2 separate regions of the Mus musculus genome follow, and region 1 is linked to region 2. Evidence: chromatin loops called from intact Hi-C (ENCODE). Cell type or tissue: heart. All regions are shown on one strand.

The links. A loop is a pair of places that touch in the nucleus more often than their neighbours do. Peaks named below come from ENCODE experiments on the same cell type or tissue, not always from the same donor. Only the 100,000 strongest peaks of a DNase experiment are listed, where the experiment ranks them.
Region 1: it touches region 2 in a loop (2.1-fold over the local background); 10 of 42 quality-filtered maps call a loop at or near these places.

The regions. Positions count from the first base shown.
Region 1 is chr10:24,707,935-24,715,934 of GRCm38, forward strand. Enpp1 (ectonucleotide pyrophosphatase/phosphodiesterase 1) reads right to left here and starts at 4,225. Exons shown (of 25, transcript NM_008813.4): 1 at 3,872-4,225. The coding sequence starts at 4,057. In heart, a CTCF peak has its summit at 3,788; a DNase peak (open chromatin) is centred at 4,107; H3K4me3 peaks cover 1,841 bases; H3K27ac peaks cover 1,087 bases; H3K27me3 peaks cover 241 bases.
Region 2 is chr10:24,627,346-24,635,345 of GRCm38, forward strand. No RefSeq gene overlaps it. Among named protein-coding and RNA genes, the nearest start is that of Gm15270, 36 kb to the left of the region's middle. In heart, CTCF peaks have their summits at 3,504 (motif pointing right) and 7,420 (motif pointing right); a DNase peak (open chromatin) is centred at 7,186; H3K27ac peaks cover 62 bases; H3K27me3 peaks cover 199 bases.

The DNA.
Region 1 (8,000 bases), 81 kb after region 2:
TCCAAAGCACAAGACGTCCTGGCATGAATGAGGGAGGTTTGTTTTGGCCTTTTTATATATCCTTGTCTGGCCACACCTGAGTTGTGTGTGCCAATGGGGAAGAAAGCTCAGGGTTACATTTCTGATCCTGAACCTAAATTACGACAGGCTTAGCACGGGCTCTGCTTAGGCATGCTGGCTCTCATTCATCCCGGTCATTCATGACTTCTTCCATCACCGTCATCCAAATAAAATACTATCCCCGTTTTTATCTTACCTATCCGAGTTACAGCCGAGTGCCAAGTATGTTTGGATTCCTCACATTCTGACTTTATAACTGAGTGTTCTGTCTTCCCATGATTCTAACTAGAAATAAAGTGTGTAGTGTATTCATTCAACCAACCAAATGCTGATGGCAGTCAGGTACTATCAGAGACCCAATAGAAACACAATGAACCCTGGGCTCCTTGGTCCTCCGTACACATTGGAGCATTTGAAACAAATGCCTTTAGAGACAAATTTTAGACTGTTCTAGCTTTGGAGATAGCCTGGTCATCTTGAAATAAAATGCTAAAGCCATGGAAGGCACATGTTAAATTTGAAAGTCAATGGACAATGTCGATCCAAACCCGACTGAGAGAGTTATTCTGAATACTGTAGGATAGATATGGGAAGAGGGAAGAAGCTAGAGAATTAACCCTAGTCTAGCTAGACCAAGGCCAACTTCTACCTCTTAGAAAGAGCTCTTTAACGGGAGTAATGCTTTAGAAGATCTACTAGAGCTCACACTGCAAACTACTTGAAAGCTACTAGTCCTTTTAGAACTAGAATGGGGAGCAATGGTATTTTAGATAAATACCTGAGCCCAACTTTAGGAGTGAATATTTCAGTTCAAACTTGATCTGGACCTAGGCAAGGGCATTTCATATGTAACTGCTATACTTCAGATTGCAAATATCTACCCAAAGCTTCATGAGATAAAACTCTTAGTCCACAGGGCAGTGCTATCAGGAGGTGGGAGATTCTAGAATCTACCTCGTGGGAGATTCGTGGGTCATGGATGGTGTTCAGTCAAAGGGGACTGTGGGATCCTAGGCTCCATCTGTGTTTGCTCATCCATCCTCATTTCCCCCTCCAACACCCAGCGCTCTCAGCAGAGGCCCAAAGTAATGTACCGGAACCTCTGCTACCCTGATTTCATACCACGATCTGCTCAGCCTTTTCCCTTGGCAACTTAATTATCAACGTAGTTCAACGCAGCCAGGGAATGCTAACACACGTACGTCACAGAGGACACTGAGAGCAGTGCCTGTTTTTCTCTCTTGCTGTTTCCTTAGACCTGCTGAGTACCTAGGCAGAAAGTCCTGAGATGAAGCATCACCCAGGCAAGCAAGGCTAGGACGAGATCCCCATTCTCCGTTGACTCTGATGTAACTACATTCTTTTCACTAATTAGAGAAAATCTAAGAAAAGCACACGATCGTATCATCACTACTTCATCCTCCCCCTGCAAGCAGCCCTGTGATTATCCTGTCCGATTAGAATCCTGTGGCCAGGGAGTGGGGGGCCTCCCTGATCCTAACCCCAGGATGCAATTAGTCCAACCTGATTCTTCAACTTCATACAAAATGTGCTGATGCTTAATCTGAAAAAAGAAACAAGATAAATCCAATAATTAAGGCTGTCTCTCGAAAACATGTCCCAGAGCTCTTTGATGACAGTCGTCAAATTCCTTTGAGGGCTTCTGATAGAGGGTTATTAAAGTAGAGGAGGAAAAGAGAAAAAATAGGTTTCACTTCCAGCTGAGTCCTGAACTAAGAGCTCCAGTGAGAAGCGGCTTATATTTTATGCCTCTCTGGAGTCCATCAAAAGACATAAAGCTGCAGCTGGAGAGATGGCACAACAGGTAAGTACCTTGTTGCTCCTACAGAGGACCCAGGTTCAGTCCCCAGCACCCACATAGTGGCTCACAACCATCTGTAAACTACAGTTCCAAGGAATCCAACATCCTCTTCTGGCCTCTGTGGGTACCAGGCACACACACACAAGGTATACAAACATACACACATGTATACATATATGTATATACATATGTATATATGTGTGTGCGTGTTCATGTGTGTGCATACATACAATGGAATTGGAGGAACTATTACATTACTCTGGGCCTCTGTTGAGAACATTGGACAGCTGGAGTGGGGGATATTTATATATATGTGTGTGTGTGTGTGTATAATATATATTTATATAAATTATATATGTAATATATTCACACATATATGCTAAACAGTCACACACATAAACTAAAAATATATAAATATCTAAAAATTATCTGAGACAAGAATTTGTTCTAATTCATAAAATATGCCGTAACCAAATATACCAAATATTCATAGTTGATCTGTTTGAGGAGATTCTAGGGCATGCAGCAATTTCTGAAGTGTGCCATCAGAGCCGTTTGTAATGCTGGAATACTGGCCAACCAAGCGACCGCAGGTGTCAGAGTGAAAACTCTGTGATCTACAGGTGGACCTGTGCTGACATCTATTGTGGGCCTGTATGCAAATGAGTAAAACTGAATTCAATAACTGGAAACCCTTCAATGACTTATAGTAAGTTTATAAATATGCCTTACAATTTCATAAACATTCAGTGTGTCTTCATTGAGTATCTCACAGTAGGTAAGAGTACTGAAACTCAATAATTTAAGTAGTCCTGTAACAATTGCGATCTTCCATTAAAAAACATACAACAAAAAGTCTTACTAGACTCAAACTCACTAAATGCCCATCAATATCATATGAGTGACATACGATACAAAATTATATCCTGGGAGACAGCCGCCTGCGGTTTGGGAGACTTCTTTGAACCTCAGACTTATTTTTAAAAAACTAAGGATATGACACCATCCCTTAAGTCTCGGGATTCTGGTTCTCAAAGTGCTACGGTGTCTGCATAGAACCTAAGAACAGTGGAAATGGAAATGATGTCAAAAGGAGACTTTAAACATCGGAAAGATTTTTCCACAAAACAGCGCTCAAGCCAGAATGTGTAAGAATATGTTTTAGGGTGTGCTAGTCACAGAAAGCTGTGGTTTGCACGTACTATAAAATAACTAACTACCTCCTCCTTCAGTTCTGAATTTATTTCCCGCAGTCAGTCCCATTGAAACTATGCTATGCGCTCTCATTTTAACACAACACAGCGGAGCTTGAGAAGAATAATGGAAGTCCCCACCAATACTTAGAACCACCACACAGGACTCAGCCTTTCTGACCCAAGGAAGATCCCGAGTGAAAATCGGCGTCCTGTTTCCAGAAGTTGGTTGTGGATGCTACAACTGGTCTAACAGAAGAGCAGAGGGATATAGCAGGCAACTGTGCCTCCGGGCAACACACAAACAGCGCTGTCTGTGGTTCAAAGAGTGGGCAATGAATCCCGGGCCTCTTCCCAGTCACATAAACATGAACGTCAATGGGGCTTCTAAATAACTGTCTGGAAATACCACTACAGAGCCAAGCATGGGTGTTTTCTAAAGTTCCCGATACTTTCAAAAGCTGTGATAAATCTTTCAACTGCAATAAATTCACCTAAAGCCACGAGCACCACCTGTACCCTGACCTACGCCACCTAAAAGACTACAAACATCGCTGCGCTATCCTAAGACTAGCCGATTTTTTGTTTCCGCCTCCAAATGTCCTGTATTCTCTGGGGGAAGAGGACGGTATGTCAAGGTGACTATTTTAGCAGCCTGCTCCTGCTGGGAGAGGGGTAAGGACCCTGCAGGTCACCCGGTGCCGGCGCAGGAGGCGCCCACGCTCTCCCATGCCGGGTGCCGACCTGCTCGCTCTCGCCCCTCCCGGGTGTCGGGTCGCGGCAAGCACCGACCTACCAGCGACAGCACTTTGTAGGTGTTGGGGTCTTTGGCAGGGCGGGCACGCTCCGCCTTCTCCAGCGGCTCCTCTCCTAGGTCCATGGGCGCGAGCAGCGAAGCCGCGGCTGGTGACTCGAGCTCGCGACCGTTTCCCGCTGACCCGTGCCGGGGCCCGTGCCCTGCCTGGTCGCCGTCGCGCTCCATCGCCCCGCTCTGCCCCCGCGGGCCGAGCTTTAATAGGCTCGCAGCCCCGCCCCGCCCCGCGCCGCCCCCGCCAGACCCTTGGCTCCCAGCCCTCGGCCAGCGCTCCGGCCCGAGCCGCTCAACGCCCCGGGTATTTGGCTTCCTGTCTGATTTCGGGCCCTGGGCGCGTGGGCTATTTTGGGTCCCTGACGTGGGCGTGTCTTTAACTTCCACCCCAAACCCTGTCCCCGCCCGCGATCGTGGCACCCTACGAACCCTTGCGGAATCCCCCCGCGTAGCCCAACGAGGACTGGACTGGAATCGCTGTGTGGTCTGCAAAGAGTGTGAGATCTTGGAGCCCCAAAAGTGAGAGGATGCAGCGACCCCCGAGGTCTCAAAGGCCGGACACCGGTGGCCGGGAGCAGACCTGCTTTGACCAGGGAAATGCAAACGAGCGCGTGGGGAGGTGACTTTCTTTTTCTCCCACAAGTGCAAACGAAAATTCTCTACCTGGAGCTGCTAAACGTGGGGCACGGGGTTTACACAACACTGATGGGTTTGCACAAACACACATATGGGATGTGTGGCGTCCGGGGTTGCTATCCTATTATATTTACATATTAGCTATTTTAGACTTCCGGAGGCTTCCGGGTGTCTGTGTCTTGCTTCTCCGAAGTCAGCACTTTAATTGATGAGCAGAATCAAGACTCTAACTCTATGTGATGAGCTTATTTTTAAAACAGAACGTGAGCAGTAGGCTTTAATTCTTGATGGGATTTGTTTCACCTTTGATTCTTCAGCTTTACACTCCTTCCCATCAGCAAAACCACACCTCCCAGAACCCAAAAGCAGAAGCAATGTGACTGAACACAGTGACTAAGAAAAATCACAAATTAACAAGACATCCCTTACCTGCTTTGTTTATATACATCACATTATATCACATTCACTTTTGAAGTTTAACGGGTGTAAATTGGGTTTGTCCCCTCTCAAACTGTCAGCACGGACTGGGGAGGGCAATCAACAGGTAAAGTTCTGGTATTCGCAAGCATGAGATTCTAAGGGCAAATCCCAGACTCCAAAAACCCTGTAGCCTGAGCTTGTAATCCCAAAGTAGGAGGCAAAGGCATATGGATCCCAGGGATGGCCAGCCAGCCAGCCTAGCCTATTTGCTAAGTTCAAGGCTAATAAGAAAGGGTCCCAGAAAAAGGTGAGCTGGGCTTCAGACGAATGACAACCATTGGTAGTTCTGACTTCCACTTTCATGCATGTGTGCAGATACAAACCGGAACACAGACATACAGAGAGAGAGAGACACACACACAGAGAGATAAAGAGAGGTAAAAATAAATTAAAACAATGTGAACACTTTCAATTTGTTCTGACTTCATTCATTCAGACATTTAATAATGAATCAACATTTTGAATGCCATATGTATTAAAATGTGAACATTTTCATATATATGCATATATGTATATATAGTATGGGGTGAGTCAGCAAGGGGCTAGAGTAGGATTAAACCGTAGAGAGAAGGGTCTGCATATAGATACCCAAGCCACACAGTAGGACCAATGAGTGACAGCAGGAGAAAAGGCCACCCTCAAAAGCAATCTTTAGTTTATTTTTTATTATTATCACTACATTACAAACCACCCACTAGAAACAGGTCCACCATTTCATACTCAAACATACTTTTTACCCCAAACTTGGTTCTGGGTTGTTTTTTTTTTTTTATTATTTGAATGTTTCCATAAACCAGATGGAAGGCCAAAGTTTTACTCCACTGAAACTGGCCAAATACACGTCAAATTTTCTAAAAGCGCTCAACAGACAGTTTCCAAAGCGGCCTTGAGTGTAAAAGAAAAATCGAATAAGTGTATTGTCAGCAACCCAAAGCAATTAATGACGTTTCTACTGTCCTCATTGGAAAAGCCAATGCTGTCTGCAAGGTTACAATGTCTCAAGCAGCTGAGGACAGCCAGGAAGCATTAAAGACTGATACAGCCCTCTGTAGACAAGACAGAAAGAGAGCAAGTTGGCCTCTTAGCAACAGTTGCCAAGGATTATATGTCTAAGGTGGAGACTCAGAGTTTTTAAAAACAAGAAGGAAATTTAAATCTTTTTGTGAGTTTTCTAGAAATCTTGTACATACACACACACACACACACACAGAGTCTTTAAACACTTTTGAAACCAAACACAATGTAGCCCATCTGCAGGGTGGACCTGGGAAACAGGCCACCAGGATGTGGCTTCTGCCCTGTGTTGATGCCTAGCCTGCACCATGGGGTTTTATAGGTAGTTATGAAAACCTAATTAAACTTCTAAAATCAGAAGAGTACAACCGTGTCCAGCACGCCGTTCAGGTTGTTTACCCACACACATTACACAGCCTTTGATAAAGTCTTGCCTCAGTCTTGTTTACTCTGAGTTCTCAGGGCCGAGGCATCTTATTCCAAAGTATAATAAGATCATGGCACACAAAACATCAACGTGGGTCTGGAGAGATGGCTCAGTGGTTAAGAGCACTGACTGCTCTCCCAGCGGTCCGGAGTTCAAATCCCAGCAACCACATGGTGGCTCACAACCATCTGTAAAGAGATCAGATGCCCTCTTCTGGTGTGTCTGAAGACAGCTACAGTGTACTTACTTACATATAATAAATAAATAAATCTTTAAAAAAACAAAACAAAACAAAAAAAATCAACATGGCTTTTCCAAGTAAACCAAATGTGAAATTTCAGTGTTTGGTCTCTAGGTCCAAATCATCGGCTTCTGGGGCTAAGGACTCAACTTAGCACAATAGCAGAGATGGTCCTCTAAGAATGGAAAAGATTTTTAATTCTTTAAAACTCGTAAATATTTAAATTTGCCCATTTTGGTACCTGAAATGATAGATGTTGCTAAGGCCAAAACACCAAACCAAACCAGTCCCTCTGCACTGGAACTTTGCCACCTCAAAGCTGAGAAACATCCCTTGCTTTTCAACTGATGAGTTTAGCAGCAGCTGCTACATTCTCCAGCTCTGACCTCTTGGCCAATCAAACACTGAAAACATCAAGATAGGTCTAAAAGGAAAAAGCCACAGAGGGCTCTCATCTGTATGAGGCCCAGGAAAAAAATAACATCTTGACTTTTGTTTATTTTTAAAATTTTGTACACCATCCTCATTTTTCTTTCTTTTATTTTTAATACAACCCTCGGCAGCGAAGGTTGGGTGGCTTTGAACATATTCCTAGTCTCTGACCCTGAATCCCTTCACTCGTAAACTGATAGGGAATTTCACTTTTGCCTCCCAGTTCCTTTTGATTGTTCTGCATTTCTCTCAACTTTATCTAAACACTCCAGTCCATTCTTTCCCTAGTTAAGTCACCCAGTCTCACCCAATCACCACGCCTTCGTGAATCCAGAACTATTTCATGAATTATGTGTATTTTATACATAATCTTGAGGAAAAGATCTGCTTTGGGGTATGAGTCCAACAAGCGGGGGGAAGGCAATTCTGCACATTAGGGCTGTCCATAATCTTCGCCACCACCAACACCTCATCTCCGTTCTTCCTCATGGCTATCTCAAAAAATACCTGACATTGATAGACAATTAAAATTTATTGACTTTATAAAATGTACTCATGTTTGTTATTACTGACAACTTATTAGTAAAACTTAGTTTGTATATTAATATAAACTAATATAATATACTATATTACATACTAATATATGATATACTAATGCACAATATGACGTTTATCCATATGATTGAGTAACACATTCAGTTCAGAAACCTGTTCATCATCTGAGGAAGTTTTTTCCTACACAGTCATAGTCCAAAACTTGCTCTGAGCAAGAGCACATATTAATTTTGCAGAGATCTGGACTTCAATTTCCAAATTACACCTGCTTATAACTCCAGCTCCAGGGAAAACAAATGCTTCTGGCTCCAAAGCTTCTCTCTCTCTCTCTC
Region 2 (8,000 bases):
GTTCCGACCTTGCAGCGGCGGTATTGGCCTGGCTTCTGGAATGGACAGAGTCCACCAGGAAAGACTGGGGTCGCGAGGAGCTGGGGAGGGAGGGGCCCTGTCTGCGGAAGGTAGGGTTAGATCATTAGCTCAGTGACCTCCTAGGGTTTCCATGTGCTGTGTTCTCATCCTATAGCTGGTTTGGTAATGATCTGCAAGTCCCGGTGAGCAACAGCACAGCTCCGCCTGACGCTCTCATTAAAATCCATGCAGCCAAACTCTGCACGTTGTAGCAGCCTTGCAGAGCCTTGCAGAGCCTCGCAGAGCCTTCTCAGCTTGGGGGGCTGGGGACCCAGTCAGCTGAGAGGCCGTCTAGGCTCTACATAGGTATATGTGTACAAAGGAAATTTTCTTTTAAAACATGTTTCTTTAAGCCCTTTTAAGTAATAAAGGACCCAGTGCAGGTGGGTGTGTTTGTGGAATTCTGTAAGCGTAGAATACAAAGTTTAGTGACTATTTGAACTGGGCTGAGGCTGGTAAGACTATAAAGCAGCGGCCCATAAGGACTCTTAAGCGCTGGAGCAAAGGAGCCGCCCCGCTTCCCGCTTCCCAGTCTGCCTAGCCCAGCGGGGGCTGCCCCCATTCCTATAGCCCAGGGACCCAGCTTGCAATTGGTAGTGTCAGACGTGGCATGTAGCTTTGCCTTGGTTGTGAGATGATTTCATGGGGGGGGGGGGGGGAATTCCTTGGAGGCTCAGAGCAACTGGCCCAAACTCTCCTCCAGTTGGAGGCTCGAGCGCCCTCAGAAAGGACCCTGGCCGATGTCCCCGCAGAGCTGAGGTGCTGTTGTCAGGGCTAACTTGAAATCTCTTCCCGTGGTGCCCATCCTCTGACTCTATAGCACCAGCTTGGACAGGTTGAGGTCTCTGTGGCTTTGTTGAGGCTGCTTAAGCATTCTCACCACCATGTCCCTCTTCTGCATTAGCACTGCCTCCTGCTGCAATAATTTAATAAAGTCTTTGTAGTCACTCAGTCAAAAATAAAAAATAAAAATAAAAAACATAATGCTTCGTACAACTGCTAAAAAAAAAATGAGAACTTGGGTATATATTAAAGATAAATGTGCTGAAAACTCCAGACACTCGTAAAAGAAAGACTGGATCAGTTGTAATCACAGACTGATCGACAGAGTAAAAATTTTACCTCTCCCCTAACTGACACCCATGTCACTGCACTGGTGTAATTCTTTCTGTGGCGCTAGAGCAGTGATCTCAACTTTCCTCGGGCTGCAATCAGTTAACACAGTCCCTCATGCGGTGGCGACCTCCAACCTTCACAATCCATAACAATTTGCTACTGTTATGAATCTTAATGTAAATATTTGATATGTGACCGTGCCAAGGGTTGTAGCCCACCGGTTGAGAACCACTTCTCCAGCGACTTATTTTGTTTGTTGGTGGGCTCACTGGGGTTTGGGTATGTAAACAATTGTGACACCTATAAACTTAGTCTCATTTCTCCTTTCTGAGCCTGTATTATTTTATTTCCGTTTTCCTTATTCTACTGGCTCGGGCATATCGCACCATGTTTGAAGTGGCAGAGAGTTATCGGGACATAGACACTTTGCCTTGTTCCAGCTATAACCAGAATAGAAACCCCTGCTGCCCCTCGGTATGGGTGCCAACGAGCAGACAGGATCAGTGCTTCCCTCAGAGGGCTGGCAACCTGGTGGAGAAGCATGACTTTCTCCAGTAACAAGTTTTATAAGAAACCAGAACACCGACCATTCAGTCCTGCCTCTCTGGTCACGTTGCTCCTCTTGTCTTTGGATTCGTCATGCTGGTGGGTTTGTCCTTATTTCCTCTTGCCCGCCCTCCTTGTTATCACCCTTCCCTGTGTAGGGAGTTTTATACACCCAGGCCAGCCTTTGAGTCACCATTCTTCCCAACCATTATCTGAGTTACCTTTAGGTTAAAGATTAACTCCCGTCAGTTAACAATGTGCGCTTTCTGGGCAGCACACAGTGTGTGCGTCCAGATTCCTGCATACAGTGAGAAGTACAAATGGCCTCTCATGACTCAAGAGAGACAAGAGCCTCTATCCTTTTCAACAGTATGAAGTACAAGTGTGCTCATTTAGAGCTTAAAGTGTCCCCATCTGTCCCCTTCACTATCAAGGCTCAGCAGGATGTGTGCTTTGAGAAAGCCATCAGTGTCTTGGAGTCTGTGCAGATCGATAAAACAAAAGCATCCAAAACAGATATAAAAATGAATCGGCAAGCTTGGGAGGATTCACCCTCCTTGATTTTAACACTCAACATGAATGGAGGATATCCACAGCAGGACAGACAGATAAACAGACTGAGGAGTCAGAATAGATACTCCAATGTGAGTCCACAGAAATACACCCAGCTCTTCCTGACAAGGGCCTACAAGCAAGTCAGTACAAAGAGAACGCCATTTCGCCATGCAGTGGTCGAGTTATTAAGGGAGGAGTATGAACCTCAATCTAAACCTTACAGATGGTTCAAAATCTGACCCCAAACTGTAAAAGTTTTAGAAGATATTATAGATAAAAATCTTCAGGATCTAGACTTGATGAAAAATTATCTCATTGACTCAACATTATAATTCGTAGGAGAAAAAAATTAAAATAAAACCAAGTTAAAATTAACTAAAGTTTAAAGTATTTGTGATGGAAAAGATCCTATTATAAGAGTCTGAAAAAGAAGGCACATGGTGTGAGAATATATCTGCAACTACTGCAGCGCCGGATCTAGAATTTGAAAAAAAAAATCAGCATGTAACAAAAAAATTAAGTAATTTCCAGGAAGTATGCAAAAGATATAATAAGATATTTTTAAAAGAAGAATTTACAAATGGTAAATAGTCCCATTGAAATATATTCAACACCCGTAGGAAACTGTACAAATTTTGACTGCTATAAGATATCTATAAAAGCAAATGTGAAAAATACGTGGATTTAGAACAAGTGACCATATAAAGTATTACAGCTGCTGTGGGGAATAAAGACCCAGATACGCACTTACTGCGTAACAAAGCAACTCTCTTCATGGTCACTAAACACACAGAAATAAAAACATTTTGTTCACACAAAACCTGGGAACCCCATAGTTGTTCTATATGAAACAGATTAAAAACTAGAAATCTTCCACAAAATGCCCATCCGAGGGGAATGAGTAACCCGAGTTGTACATCACGTCAAGGACCTTATTTGCTGATATAAAGTAACATAAAGGGACTGGGCACAGGAAGGTGTGCCAAGTGGGGAACGCTTTCAAAAGGTTGCATTGTGTGTCTCTATGTACGTGGTGAGAGTTAGTGAAGGCTGGTGCGTTCATTTTAGTAAACAAAGGAATGGATGAGTGATTTCAGGGATGGGTGTAGGAGTTTGATGCTTATACGCAGAACATTTTGGTGAATGAAAATTCTTATCGTTTAGTAACAGGACAACTTACTGAAAGCGGTCTTGCTCCTACGATCCTTTTTCTTTAAGCAGAACAATTCCAAGACTGGCCAGCAGGGGGCGAACAATTCCTCAGCGCAGAGCGACCGCTGTTTAGTTTTTTCTGCAGCTCACATTCATTCTGCCCTGATGCTCTTACATGGGGGCGGTTTTTTACATTTCTTGTGATTTGTTTGTTTGTTTGTTTCATATTAGTAACAATCAAGCGTGTTTTCCATCTGTACCCAGGACTTAACATCCGTCATAGCAACGCAACCTTCCACATTCACTGTGATTTTTTTTAAGTGATGGTTTATAAATCAAAACATAAAATTCTAATTTTAACTAATTTGAAGCAAATTACATTTCAGTAGCATTAAATATATTATCATTGTTTAGGACAAGATATCAAAAAAAATTTCATCCTAGGCTGGGCATGGTGGCTCATACCTCTGATCAGAGCACTCACGAGGCAAGGATCTCTGTGAGTTCGAGGCCAGTCTTGTCTACAGCGTGAGTTCCAGGACATCTAGGCCTACATAGAGAACCCTGTCTCAAAAACAGAACAATGCTTTCATCCTATAAAGCACTGAATGACTGTTTATGCCCCGCCCCCTTTCCCTAACTCCAGGCAAACTCCATGCTACTGTCTGTGTCTGCAAATGTGACTTATTTAGATTCTCTCATCTGAGTATTCGGACCCACACCTTCCAAGTCTATCCAAGCAGGAACATGTAGGAGAAGGGCATCTCACTGTGTGTGTCCACGCGCCACCTTCTGTTCACGTATCAGTGGCTGCGATGAGTCCTGCTGCTGTCTATAGAGGAATATGGAATCAGCACACATACCGAAATGGCTTGGGTCTCTTTAAGGAACAAATACATGTACAGAAGCAGAGCCAGACCTGCTCGTTGTTATATCTGTGTGCTTCTCCAAATGCCAACTAGCCTAGGAATTACACCGAATCTACTTGAAAGATCTGCATGACGGACTCTGGCGGTGATGGGCAGCACCTGCCAACGCTGCGTGCTGGGTTTTAAGGTCACGATGTCGTAAAACTGTGGCAACTGACTCTGACTATAGGAGACTATAGTTAGTCTCCTTCACACAACTCAAGGGTTAGAGGGCAGAATACTTCCAAAGGGGCAGATTGTCTTACAAGGAAAAGGTGGGCACAAGAATGACGTAAACCACCACCACCCCTCTGGAGAAACCACATCAAAAGCTTCCGAAATACAGACGAGGCTCCAACTTATCTTGCCAATCTTCTTATAGAAGAAGAAAAGTATTCAGAGAGCATGAGGGGTGGTGGGTGTCCTACATGGGGATGGTAGGAGGGAGCGATGAAAAGGGAGAAAATTATGTAATTATATTTTAATTTCAAAAGATAAAAATTAAAGGGGGCTGGAGAGATGGCTCAGCTGTTAAGAGCACTAACTACTCTTCCAAAGGTCCTGAGTACAAATCCCAGCAACCACATGGTGGCTCACAACCACCCATAATGAGATCTGACTCCCTCTTCTGGTGTGTCTGAAGACAGCTACAGTATACTGACATATAATAATAAATAAATCTCTTTTTTAAAAAAAAAGTAAAAAGAGGGCTGGTGAGATGGTTAAGAGCACTGACTGCTCTTCTGGAGGTCATGAGTTCAAATTCTAGCAACCACATGGTGGCTCACAACCCCCTGTAATGAGAAACAAATAGAAACCTTTGGGTCTGGGGAGGGAGTGGGGAAGGGCGGAGCGAGGGGGAGGGGCAGAGCGAGTGAGGGGGGTGGGAGGGAATGGGGGCCAGAGCAAGAGGGAGAAGGGAAAGAGAGAAAAAGAAAAAGAGAAAGAAGCCGGGCGTGGTGGCGCACGCCTTTAATCCCAGCACTTGGGAGGCAGAGACAGGCGGATTTCTGAGTTCGAGGCCAGCCTGGTCTACAAAGTGAGTTCCAGGACAGCCAAGACTATACAGAGAAACCCTGTCTCGAAAAACCAAAAAAAAAAAAAAAAAAAAAAAGAAAAAGAGAAAGAAACAGGCTGTGGATTGTCACTCATCCATCCCCTCTTCTGACAGGTATGTGATAGAAATTGGTTATCTGATCTCACTAAGGCTACACAAGTCTCCGTTCTATTTTTTTGTCCCTGTTCTTTCTTTCTTCGGATAGGAGCATTTCTGGGTTAAAAACTTTGAGATGGGTGAGTGGCCCCATCCCTCAACCAGTGGCCATGCCTATCTACTGGAGGTGGTCTCCACAGGTTCTATCTCCCCCTTCTCTGCACATTTTGGCTAAAGTTATCCCCATTGGGTCCTGGTGGCTTCATGTTTCCCTGGTGTCTGGGACCCTCCAGTGGCTATCCCCAGTTCCTCATCCCCCCTGCTGTAGATTTTTGTTTGATTTCCTGACCCTCTGTACCTCTCTCAAATCTCCTCCAGTTCCTGATACTGTCGCCCTTATTTCCTTCCCCTCCTTTCTTCCTTCCCAGCCTCTCTCTTATTTGTGTTTTGAAACAAATTGTCAGCTCACCCTCAGAAAGCATCCAGCAGTTTGTGTAACAATCCCCAGGCTATGCCTGTTCAGGGTCCCACCTCCCTTGCCATGACTGAAACTTTACATTTTGCGTCTATTCTCGAGTGCCAAGCACAGAAAAATAGTTTTGTATTTTAAATGTGACTTCATAAATGAGTGAAAAGATTTTCCTGTGTTTGTTGACGTTTCTGTTTCCCATGAATATCATAGACCACATGTTCACTCCTCCGTCGAGAAGTAAAGTCTTTCTCGATCCATTCTGCTCTTTCTTTAGAGTGATTTTTCTGCTCCCGGTGCACCAAGAGCACATTCACTTCAAGATCTCTTCTGGGGATCTGAGGAGATGTCTCAGTAGGTAGATGCACTTGCTGTGAACACTGAAGGCCTTAGTTCAAATCACTAAAGCCTATGTAAAAATCCAGGCGCGTCCTTTTAATCCCCCACTGGCAGACAGGGAAAGCAGGTTACTGGGGATCACTGGCTGTCAACCTAGCTCTTAATAAAGTGAGAGAATCTTTCTTAAAGGACTGGGGACTGGAGCATCTTACATACATCACACATGCACACATGTGCACACACACTAAAATAAAATCGAAAATAAATTTACTTAGAAGGCATTATTCTGGTTTAGACGGAAACTTTGATGAGTGAACTTTAACGTGATAAATGTGATTTTAAGCAAACACTATGACATCTTGTTTAGAGGCTAAAGTTCCTCGCCATGGTTAGAATGAGAGTGTTCCAGTTACAGACTTATCAGGGAAGTCGTTTAGCACAAAAGCTTGTTTGGGTTTTTTTGTTGTTGTTGTTGGGGGGGGGGGGTTCGAGACAGGGTTTCTCTGTATAGCCCTGGCTGTCCTGGAGCTCACTTTGTAGACCAGGTTGGCCTCGAACTCAGAAACCCACCTGCCTCTGCCTCCCAGGGGTGCTAGGATTAAAGGCGTGCGCCACCACGCCCCGCTAGCACAAACATTTTAAAGGAAAGAAGCCGCCTGGCCTGCTGCGAGTGGGTGTAATAGGAGTTGTCAGCTGCACCATCACGTGATTCATCTCGAAGAAGCCTTTTGGTTCTGTCAGCTTTTCATGGGACAGCGACGGATAGGATGATTGTGGCGACACAGCACTGTTAGTTCTCTGAACCTGAGCCTAGTTTCATCCCATGACCTTGGATTTCACAGACAGGAAGTAGTGGGGAAATATTTCTCCTCCCTGGGAAGATACCCAGAAGCAGATGACAGCTGGCTTGTCCCAGCTGCTGTCTGGTTGCTGCTAGCTCTTTGCCTCTTTCCAGAAGGTCTGGTGTGACTCGGTGGGTGTGATAACCCAGGCACTTGCACACACGGCCACCTTTGTCAAGTGTGTGCAACTCTGCCAGCAGTGTGCTGCAGCTCTGTGGTGTGCTTTGTGTGAGAAGGCAAAGCCCAGTAAAGGCTTTTTTCCCTCCTCCATCAGAGGGCAGCAGGCTTTCTCCAGGGTGGAGTCACGGAACCAATTGTAAAAGGCCCTTGAAAGGCAACTTTACTCTTTTTAACTTAAAAAATATTCTGATTGTGCACCAGTACAGTATCTATAAATAAACTTCTTTTTAAAAGTAACCCACTAAAGCTGGAGCCGTGGAAGGCTTGCTTTTGAAATCCCAGCACATGGGAGGTAGAAGGGTCCTGAGTTTCTTCAGAGGAAATGAGGGCAGCCTGGGCTACAAGAGACCTTGACTCAAAAAAAAAAAAATAGTCAGAATTAAATGAATACAGAAATTGAAAATACCAACCGTATTTCCCGTGCAATTGTGCCCTAACCTTCCTGCAATGTGTGTGCCCTCAAGTGGATGTTTTGGTAGGAATGACCCAATGTTATCTGCTCACTGGGCATGCTTTGAAGGTCTGTCCTAGACAGAAATGGATGTAAAGTTTGTTTCTGCTTTTAGTAACTTGTGACTTTGGCAACATGACAATAAATATCTGAAAAATTATATGTCAATGTGAAAACATGCTTGTAACCACTGGGAAAAGTTTGCTGCACTACTGACCTACAGTCCCCG